2 separate regions of the Homo sapiens genome follow, and region 1 is linked to region 2. A link is an interaction called in ENCODE POLR2A ChIA-PET data of the cell type or tissue named here. Cell type or tissue: HepG2. All regions are shown on one strand. Links, peaks and the distances in the headings refer to the core of each region. The heading gives the core; the rest is flanking DNA. Region 1 holds the start of ACY1 (aminoacylase 1). Region 2 holds the start of POC1A (POC1 centriolar protein A).

Evidence for each region. Peaks named below come from ENCODE experiments on the same cell type or tissue, not always from the same donor. Only the 100,000 strongest peaks of a DNase experiment are listed, where the experiment ranks them.
Region 1: POLR2A ChIA-PET joins it to region 2 with 24 read pairs; 26 of 35 experiments call an interaction of 5 or more read pairs at or near these places.

The regions. Positions count from the first base shown.
Region 1 is chr3:51,979,535-51,984,899 of GRCh38, reverse strand. It overlaps ABHD14A-ACY1 (ABHD14A-ACY1 readthrough), which reads right to left. Exons shown (of 17, transcript NM_001316331.2): 4 at 742-853. ABHD14A (abhydrolase domain containing 14A) reads right to left here. Exons shown (of 5, transcript NM_015407.5): 4 at 4,272-4,507; 5 at 3,704-4,064. The coding sequence ends at 3,882. It overlaps ACY1 (aminoacylase 1), which reads right to left and starts at 1,365. Exons shown (of 15, transcript NM_000666.3): 1 at 1,311-1,365; 2 at 742-853. The coding sequence starts at 835. RefSeq lists a silencer at 1,331-1,780 and an enhancer at 3,234-3,735. In HepG2, for the core only: a CTCF peak has its summit at 2,256; DNase peaks (open chromatin) are centred at 1,479 and 2,269; H3K4me3 peaks cover 2,562 bases.
Region 2 is chr3:52,151,760-52,157,124 of GRCh38, reverse strand. POC1A (POC1 centriolar protein A) reads left to right here and starts at 2,702. Exons shown (of 11, transcript NM_015426.5): 1 at 2,702-2,770. The coding sequence starts at 2,753. RefSeq lists enhancers at 1,355-2,331, 2,332-3,309. In HepG2, for the core only: no CTCF peak of the experiment used is centred there; DNase peaks (open chromatin) are centred at 2,324, 2,644, 3,264 and 3,374; H3K4me3 peaks cover 2,141 bases.

The DNA of each region.
Region 1 (5,365 bases), core at 126-5,125, 170 kb after region 2:
CACAGAGGAGGAATTTGGACCCATGTACACAATTCCCAGCCACTAAGTTTTTTTTTTTTCTTTTCCTTTTTTTTTTTTTTTTTTTGAGACAGGGTCTCACTCTGTCACCAAGGCAGGAGTGAAGTGGTGCGATCTCGGCTCACTGCAGCCTCAACCTCCCAGGCTCAAGCGATCCTCCCACCTCAACCTCTGGAGTAGCTGGGACTACAGGTGTGCCACCATTCCTGACTAATTTTTGTATTTTTTCTGTAGAGACAGAGTCTTGCCATGTTGCTCAAGCTAGTCTTGAACTCCTGGGCCCAAGCAATCTGCCAGCCTCAACCTCCTGAAGTGCTGGGATAACAGGCAGGAGCCACCTCCCAGGCCCTAGCCACCAAGCTTGACTCCCTAAGGGCTGTGGCCTTTGTCCAGCCCCAGTGGGCTTCTGGAGGGCCTCTCCTTTCCCTGTGGCTGCCTCAGGCTTCCCCCACCACTCCTGCCCTGGAGAGTGAGGTGAAGTTTTTCTTTAACCAGCTGCCAGGAGTAACCTTGGTCAGCAGCAGAGTCTCTGGGGAAAGGGTTCCTCCCTAACCTGGAGGGGCTGCCTCAGTCTATTTACTTGGGGAATGGCTGGAGGGGTTGGGGAGCCATTTGGGACAGCAGAGTGGGGCTCAGCTGGGTGACAGGGGTTGGAGGCTGGTTTAGAGCACAGTCCCCGTCCCTTAGGCCCCGTCACAGGCTCTGGAACCACCGTCTTCTCACCATAGTCAGGCTTGGGCTGGACAGTGCGGATACGCAGGTACTGGCGGAAGAGCGTCACCGATGGGTGCTCCTCCTCGGGACCCTTGCTGGTCATGGCGCTGCGCGTGGTGAGCTGGGGGCAAAGTGAATGGCTAACTACCCCTCCAAGACCCTGGAAATGGTGAGCTCCTGCACACAGCCTGTCCCCACGGCGGCTCCCGGACTTCCCACAGGGGTAGGATACCGTGTTTCGGAGCCCCCATTAAGGAGCACCCATTCTGTTTCAGGCGCTGGGCTGTCTGCTTCCAGCACATTTCCTTATTTAATCCCCAAAAGAGCCCCATGAAGTTTGTGCTCAGAATGCCCACTTTACAGAGGAGAAAGCTGAGAGGCTCAGAGAGGTTCAAGGACAGCTCATAGAGTAGCTGAGCAAGGTTTGAACCCAGACTTGTACTCCCCCCGCCCTCCTAAAAAAAAAAAAAGGCAAAAACAAAAACAAAAAACAAACAAGAAAAACCCCAACGCCTCCCAGTTGCCCGGCTTTCAAGCCACGGAGCCCCAGTCCCTCTATCCCTCCCCAGGGCCCCCACCTCACTCTCCTGTCGCTGGGCTCACGCTCGCCTCTCAGCGCCCTTCCCTGACTGTGGCCTGGACTTAGGGTCCAGCGAGGTCGCCTGCGAGGTCGCAGGCTCAGGACCGCCCCGGTCCGCCCACCACGTGGCCGAGGCCGGATGTCGGGGCGGAGACCGAAGACCGTCAGTGAGGGCCGTCCCGGCGCCAGCGGCCGCGTCGGCGCGGATGTCCCCGCCCGCCTCTGGTTCGGGCCTCAGCGAGATTACTGGAGGATTAGATCCGGATCCCGTCCCCGGGCAGCGGCCGCCGCGGCCAGCGCCGCCCCGCGAGTTGCGAGCTCCGGGCTGGCCCTGCTCTGACAGGCTCGCCCCGCCCCACACGACACGCCTGCCACTCCTGCCCCCAGGTATGCGCCGGGAGCTCAGGACGGTCCCGTCCCCTAAGGGCGCCTCCTCCTTCAGCCCCCGGATAGGGCGGGAGGAAAGGGGGCCGCCCCGAGGCTCTCAAGATGCAGAGCTGCAAAGCCCTGGGCCTGCGCCCTCGCCCTCCTCGGCAAGTCTCCAACGGCTCCCCACTGCAGGCCTCAGCCCCTCGGGGAGGTCCTCCCTGACGCCTCAGCTCCACTTGTACTGAAGTTATTGGCCAATGTCTGTCTGCCCACACTGAACTCCAGGAGGCTGTGAGCTCCACTTCCTGCAAGGTTCTGCCCGGGGCCGTGCCGAGCCCGGACAGTGCCTAGAATGGGAATGAATGCATGGACAAGAGCACGTGTGACGGTTTAAGCGTGCCACTGCGTGTGCAGTCTATCAGTGGATATGATTGTGTATGTGACAGTGTGAGATGGTGGGTGGGTGTGATGAAGTCACTGTGAATGGATGTAATTGTGACCCTGGATGGACAGTGTGAGGAAACTGGCTCTTCTGCAGCCACCAGAGGGGGAGGCTAAACAGGCACAGGTGTACCACTGGCCCCCTGCAGGCCACAGCTGCAGTTGCCCACTTGTGCCCCAGCTGCCCTTTGTACTCCCAGCCAGGTCTGCCCTCTGCTCCAGGGGCTGAGTCAGCTTGGGGAAGGGTGAGGGACAAAGACTTCAATCTCTAGGCCAAGGAGGCACGCTGTGGGAAGGGTTCTGTCCCACCTTTCCTGAGGTTTAAGTCTTGGCTGCTCACACATAACATGGGGGCAAATGGACTTTAACTCATAACAATGCTGGATAATTCTTTATTTAGTTATTTTTTTGATACAGAGTCTCACTCTGTCATGCGGGCAAATAGATTTTAACTCACAACAATGCTGGCTAATTATTTACCTATTTATTCATGCGGGCAAATAGACTTTAACTCATAACAATGCTGGCTAATTATTTAGCTATTTATTTTTTTGAGATGGAGTCTCACTCTGCTGCCCAGGCTGGAGTGCAGTGGCTCCTTCTCGGCTCGCTGAAAACTCCGCCTCCTGGGTTCAAGTGATTCTCCTGCCTCAGCCTCCAGAGTAGCTGGGATTACAGGTGCGTGCCACCACGCTGGGCTAATTTTTGTATTTTTAGTAGAGACAGGGTTTGTCATGTTGGCCAGGGTGGTCTTGAACTCCTGACCTCAGGTGATCCACCCGCCTTGGCCTCCCAAGGTGCTGGGATTACAGATGTGAGCCACAGTGCCCAGCTAATGCTGGTTTTTTTTTTTTTTTTTTTTTTTTTTTTTTTTTTTTTTTTTGAGACGGAGTCTCACTCGCTTTGTCACCCAGGGTGGAGTGCAGTGGTGTGATCTCGGTCTTGGCTCACTGCAAGCTCCGCCTCCCGGGTTCACACCATTCTCCTGCCTCAGCCTACTGAGTAGCTGGGACTAAAGTCACCCGCCACCACGCTCGGCTAATTTTTTGTATTTTTAGTAGAGACGGGTTTTCACCGTGTTAGTCAGGATGGTCTCGATCTCCTGACCTCGTGATCCGCCTGCCTCGGCCTCCCAAAGTGCTGGGATTACAGGTGTGAGCCACTGCGCCCGGCCAATGCTGGCTAATTGTTAAATCGCGTTCCCCATACCCTCTAGGTTCCTGACTTCCTTGGCTTGGCTGTCCAGACCCTGGATTTCCCACCAATCCCTGTGGTCATGCAGCAGCAGTAATACACCCCGCCTCCCACCAGCAATTCCCCAGCCTTATGTGGCCAAGTACTCAGTTATCCAGACTCATTCAGTCCTATAACCACCCTCCAACCTAGGTGTTGCCATCATACCCGTTTTACAGATAAGGAAACTCAGGCACAGAGTGGTGAGGCCAGGCACTTAGGAAGTGGCGCATTCTTAGCCTTCTCAGACTGCTGGACATCCCCTCCAGCTCCCAGGCCCAAAGTAGTCCCAGACTTGCCTCCCACTCCCGTCTTTCCCACAGCACACCAGGAAACGGAACCTGTCACTTCCCAGGCAGGACAAATATGCTTTTTTATTGTGTCTGTGAGATGAAATGAGGAGTCCTGGCTGGGTCTGACCCTGGCCTCTGGCCTCCAATCCCAGAGGCTGTCTCCCTGGTTCAGGGAGGGTGGCGGTCCAGACTGTCCAAGCTCATGCCAGGCTGGGAGCTGGGAGTGGGTTAGTTCAAGGTAGATGGTCAAGGAAGGCAAGCAGGACAAGGTGGAAGTCTTGCGGCTTGTGGAGGTAACAGGCATGGCCTGCATTGCGTAGCTTCACCACAGAGTGGTTGGGCAGGTGGCGGAGCTGCCGCAGTGACTCTCGAGCCAGGATGTGGTCCAGCTCTCCATACAGGATAAGGGTTGGAGTCTGCAGGGCAAGGCAGGGGGCTGTGATCTTGGGGCCTGATGAGTTTCTGACCCCCAAGCCACTTCCTAGGAAGCCTTCCCCAACACCATCCAACTCTTCCATCCAAGGTCAGGGATAAGGCCATGTCCCTCCAAGTAAGACTTGAGTCCTGAACCCCCCCAAGCCACAGACAGGGTGCCAGGACCTTTGAGATCCTTCTCCCAGTACCTTCACAGCCCAGAATTGCTCCTGGGTGTAGTTCTGGGTGGAGGTGGGTGCGATGGGCACAAATCCATGTAGCTGGTGGTGGCCTCGCATCAGGAAGGGCAGGGCATAGTGGCCACTCAGCGAGGGGCTCACCAACACGGCATTCTGTACCTCCAGGTCCCGCAGCGCCCGCTCCAGCAGCGCTGCCCGCCCTGCCTCTGTGCTTGCCTCCTTTGAAGGTGCCGAGTTCCCAAAACCTAGGAACAGCAGCAGGTACCAGCTGAGGGGCACTGGGAAGGGGCACAGGACTTCCTGCCCACCACAGTGGGGGAAAAAGTTGGGGACCACTGGCACTGGCACACACTACCTAAAACTGCCCAGAAGCTATTTTCTGGTAATGTAATATGCCTGTTAGAAAAGCATATCTTGGCCGAGAGTGGTGGCTCACGCCTGTAATCCCAGCACTTTGGGAGGCCGAGGCGGGCAGATCACGAGGTTAGGAGATCGAGACCATCCTGGCTAACACGGTGAAACTCCGTCTCTACTAAAAATACAAAAAATTAGCCAGGCGAGGTGGCGGGCACCTGTAGTCCCAGCTACGCAGGAGGCTGAGGCAGGAGAATGGCATGAACCCCGGGGGGCGGAGCCTGCAGTGAGCCGAGATCATGCCACTGCACTCTAGCCTGGGCGACTGCGAGACTCTGTCTAAAAAAAAAATAAAATAAAATAAAAAATAAATAATACCCAGTGTTGGGGGAGACATGGGGAAATGGGCACTTTCATACATGACAGATGGGAAGATAAATCCATATAGTGTTTTTGGAGGGTGAGATAGTAGTTATCTAAATTTAAAAATGCATGTCCTGGCAGCTGGGCGCGGTGGCTCATGCCTGTAATCCCAGCACTTTGGGAGGCCGAGGTGGCGGATCATGAGGTCAGGAGTTTGAGACCAGCCTGACCAACATGGTGAAACCCTGTCTCTACTAAAAATACAAAAATTAGCCAGGCATGGTGGGGCGCACCTGTAATCCCAGCTACTCAGGAGACTGAGGCAGGAGAATCGCTTGAACCCAGAAGGCGGAGGTTGCAGTGAGCCGAGTACGAGCCACTGCACT
Region 2 (5,365 bases), core at 173-5,172:
GGGAATTTAGCCAATTCAGAGGCCTTGTTCCCCAAACTTTGGAACTTTCCTTCAGATTTGATCAAGTCAGATATAATTCATCAACCTCAATGGGAAAAAGAATGAAACAACAAAAACAGAAACAAACAACAACAAAAAACAGTTAAGCAAAAAAAAAAAAAGTGATCGCACAATTTGTTTATTTATTTTATTTATTTTATTTTTTTTTGAGACGGAGTCTCGCCCTGTCGCCCAGGCTGGAGTGCAGGGGCTTGATCTAGGCTCACTGCAAGCTCCGCCTCCCGGGTTCATGCCATTCTCCTGCCTCAGCCTCCCGAGTAGCTGGGACTACAGGCGCCAGCCACCACGCCCTGTAATTTTTTGTATTTTTAGTAGAGACGGGGTTTCACCGTGTTAGCCAGGATGGTCTGCGATGTCCTGACCTCGTGATCCACCCGCCTTGGCTTCCCAAAGTGCTGGGATTACAGGCGTGAGCCACCATGCCGGGCTTGATCGTACAATTTATATGATTACTGAGCACTCTAATGGTAAGGAAAATTAAGACCAGCTGGTTGTTAACCTTAACTTCAGCCAAGAAAATCCCCAATTCGGCTACTTACCTAAGAACAGGTCTTAGGCTAAAGACTGCTCTCTACCATCCCAGAAGTAGGGAAAACTCAAACTTTCCTTCTCTGTTGGAAGCGAGCTCAAACTCCAGAAAGGAGTTACCTGCCTTCCATCGTCAGGGAAGCAGGAAAACCTGCCTTCCTTGTTGGAAACAAGTAAAACTCCAGAAAAAGGAGTTGTACAGTAAAATAAACTTTAGATGTTAACCAAATTTGGGAAGATCAGGAATTTTGTGGAGGGGGGCTCCCAGGCCTTAGCAAATTGTCCTGTAGATTTGAGCCATAAAGATAGCTCAAGCTGGTACCAAGCACCGATAGGAGATCTGTCAAAGGTCAGGGGCACCTCCACTCAGAATCCTTTCGTGGTTGCCAAACTGTCAACCCGAAATACCTGAGACAGGTCTCAGTCAACTTAGAAAATTTATTTTGCTAAGGTTAAGGACACACCCATGACACAGCCTCAGGAGGTCCTGACAACATGTGCCCAAGTGGCCTGGGCACAGCATGGTTTTATACATTTTAGGGAGACAAAATACATCAATCAATACATGTAAGATTTACATTGGTTTGATCTGGAAGGACAAGACAACTCGAAGTGGGAAACTTCCAGGTCATTGGTAGATTTAAACATATTCTGATTGGCAATTGGTTGAAATAATTATTATCAGTAGAAAGGGATATCTCGGTTAAGATAAGGGGTTATGGAGACCAAGGTTTTACCATGCAGATGAAGCCTCCAGGTAGCAGGTTTCAGAGAAAATAGATCGTAAATGTTTCTTATCAGACTTAAGGTTTTTGTTGATGTTAATGCTGGAGGGTATAATGAGGCATGTCCAACCCCCACTTCCCATCATGGCCTGAACCACTCTTTCAGGTTAAATTTGAGTGCCCTGGCCAAGCAGGGAGTCTATTCAGATGGTTGCTGGTGGCCTTCAAATTTTATTTTATATATATATATATTTTTTGAGACGGAGTCTCCCTCTGTTGCCCAGGCTGGAGTGCAGCGGCAACATCTAGGCTCACTGCAATCTCTGCCTCCGGAGTTCGAACAATTCTCCTCCCTCAGCCTCCCGAGTAGCTGGGTTTACAGGCGCGTGCCACCACGCCCGGCTAATTTTTGTATTTTTAGTAGACATGGGGTTTCACCATGTTGGCCAGGCTGGTCTCATACTCCTGACCTCAGGTGATCCACCCACCTCGGCCTCCCAAAGTGGCAAAGTGCTGAGATTACAGGCGTGAGCCACTGAGCCCGGCCTCTCCTTCTTTTAAAGACTGGGTTTCTAACAGCTTCTGAGGCCTTAAGGATCCTGACAGGGCCGGGCTGCACCACACTCCCTCGTGTTACAAATGGGGAAACCGGGGCACAGAGCAGAGGCGTTTTTCCTGAGATCACACAGCCAATCAGGGCGAGAACTGAGAATCGAACCTTGATCTCTCCACTCCATGATTGTGATTCCGAGTAACTCATGTTATTTTAAATCGACACTTGTCTTAAGAACGTTCGGACGGCGAACCACTGAGAGTTCCCGAGGGGCGAATACTCAGCTCTCAATAGGTTCCTGCGGGGAAAATCTGGCTGCGCCGGCGCGCGCGGGTGCTTTAACGCAATCTGGTTACAGCAACCCACGTGTCCTCCGCTTCCGGGATCCTTAAGGCCGTCGCTTCGGGTGGTAAAACCCGGCCCGCCCTCTTGTTGCCCAGGCTGGAATGCAATGGTGCAATCTCATGTTGGGAAGTGTAGCTCCACCTTCCTCCAGACATAGGGGCGTGGGCGGCTTGGAACTGCATTTCCCAGGAGGCTGCGCTCGCCGTTAGAGTAGCCGGACGACGGGCTGGTGGGGTGAACCCTTCATCCTGGGTCTTTTAATTTCTCAGGCGGAACGAGTGGCGGCGGACAGAGGCTTTTGGCTGCGCTGTCTGTGGGTTGTCTGGGCTTGGGGAACTGGGCACGGAGACCGTGGCGCCGGCCGCCGGTCATACAGCTCTGCTTCCAGTCGTCGGGCAAAAAGCTGAGGCGCTTCTCCTTTAATTGCGGTGGGCGGGGCGTGCCGACGCGGCCCGCGTTGCTATTGGTGGCCGTTGGGGGCGCGGAAACTGAACGGGCCGCAACGGCCACCGCAGCTGCCTTCGGCGCCGCCAGCCCCGCCATGGCTGCGCCCTGCGCGGTAAGCCCAGCCGAGAGCAACTCCCCAGGCCTCAGTCTCCCCGCTGGGACACTGGGCGCCTAATGGCCAGAGCGATGGCTGCGAGGGGCGGGCGGGGCGCCAGGTTCCAGGGTGGTCCTCTTCAGGTCCAGTTTACTGTCTGCGCAGGGGGCGCTGGGTCGGGCACTTTCTGAGCGCCTCCTGCGTGCCAGGCCCTGCGCTGGGTTTCTGGAGCGAACAAACAGGCCTCTGCCTCCATAGTTTGCATCCTAGCGAGGGACACACGACCAAGTCCCGACTCATGTGTGACCTGGGGCCGGTATCGGGCCTCTCTAGCCATTCTCCACGTCCTTAGCAGTGGGTGGCTGCGTGGGGTCTTGTTGAGGGTACACCCTGCTCCAGCAGGTAGGTACAGCAGGACGCTGGGATGCCCGGGCCTGCAGTGTGAGCGGGGCGGAGCCGCCCTCTCTGAGTTCACATTCCTCCAGAAGTCCTCATTTCGAGAGATTCCTTTGAACGGGCAAGGCCCTCTGGCTGATTGGAGAGTCAGGGAGGCTGGGTGGTAGCCTGTGATGCCCTGAGGCACTTGAGGACATGGACGGAGATTCCAGGCTAGGATACAGACCTTTTGACTCCTAATCTGGTACTCTACCTCCCTTCCTGTCCCCTCATGTATAAACCACTGTTGAGGGAGATGAGGCCCACATGCAGGGAACTACAGAGGGGAGGCGGTGTTGAGAGATACCATGGGACCTACTGGTCAGGGGTGGACCTGAACTTGCCTCTGCCCACTGAGCCTAGGGGCGGACACTCTCTTACGCATGTTCTTTCAAGAAGCTTAGGTGAGAGCAGAAGGCTCTGTTGGGGACCCTCCCCCAGCTGCTCCTCCCTCTGTTGTTGAAAGGAGACTCTGACAGGTGCGTTAGGGGTGGAGCTGGGCACAAGGCCATAGGGCCTTTGTTCTGGTTACTGCTCTGTAGGGTGGCAGTGGCTTTGCTGTGCCCCAAGGACATCCTTTCCCAGGAGGAGCCTTTGGGCTTCCTGGAGCACCCAAAATGCTTCTTTGAGGTTTCTGATACTTAGAGTAGGGGGAGATGTTTGGATGGCTGAATTATAACCCTTCAAGTGTTAAGACACAAGCTGCTATTGGATGGAGAGAGTCTCCGGAGTATTCTCTCTGGTGTTTTAACTTTATTAAGTTATTCATACACCACAGAATTCACCTTTTAAAGTGTACATTTCAGTAGTTTTTAGTACATTCACAGTGTTGTGCAACTGTAATCACTAATTCCAGAATATTTTCATCATCCCAAAAAGAAACTCCATACTCAATAACAGTCATACCATTTCTTCTCTTTCCCCATTTTCTCCCAACCCTTGGCAAACTAATATATTAATACTTTCTGTCTCTATAGATTTGACTATTCTGAACTTTTCATATGAATGGAATCAGACAAAATGTGGCCTTTGGTGTTTGACTTCTTTCACTTAGCATGTTTTCAAGGTTCATCCATGTTGCAGCAAGCATCAGCACTTCAGTCGGTTTTATGGCTGAATAATATTCTGTTGTATGAATATGCTACATTTGGTTTATTCAGTCATGTGTTGATGGATCATTTGGGTTCAATCACTTGTTGGCTATTAAGGAAAATGCTGCTCTGAACATTTGTGTACAAGTTTTTGTGTAAACCATGTTTTCAACTCTTTGGGGTATTTACCTAGAATTGCTGGGTCATTTGCTAACCACGTTTAACTACTTTATTTTTTATTTTATTTATTTATATTTATTTTATTTATTTATTTTTTGATTAGGAGTCTCACTCTGTCGTCCAGGCTGGAGTGCACTGGTGCAATCTCGGCTCACTACAACCTCCTCCTCCTGGGTTCAAGCGATTCTCCTGCCTTAGCCTCCCAAATAGCTGGGACTATAGGCGCCCACCACCACGCCTAGCTAATTTTTGTATTTTTAGTAGAGAGGGGTTTTCACCATGTTGGCCAGGCTGATCTTGAACTCTTGACCTCAGGTAATCTGCCCGCCTTGGCCTCCTAAAGTGCTGGGATTACAGGCGTGAGCCACTGTGCCCGGCTAACTACTTTTTTTTAGTCAGGGTCTTGCTCTGTTGCCCAGGCTGGAGTGCAGTGATGTGATCACAGCTCACTGCAACCTTGAACTCCTGTGCTCAAGCAGTCCTCCCACCTCACCCTCCTGAGTAGCTGAGAATACAGGCATGAGCCACTACGTGTGGCTAATTCTTTAATTTTTTTGTAGGGTCAGGGTCTTGCTGTGTTGCCCAGGTTGGTCTTGAACCCCTGGCTTAAAGTGATCCTCCTGCCTCAGCCTCCCAAAATGTGGGGATTACAGGTGTGAGCCACTTCACCTGACCTATGTTTAACTTTTTGAGGAACTGCCAAATTACTTTCTATAGTATCTGTGTTTTTTGTTTGTTCGTTTGTTTGTTTGTTTTTAAAGATTTTTTTTTTTTTCTGGGTGTCTTGCATTTTCATGTGAATCTTGGGAGCAGCTTGTCAGTTTCTGCAAAAAAGACACCTGGGATTTTGATAGGAATTATGTGGAATCGGTAGATCAATCTGAGGAGTATCGTAGTATTGTATCTT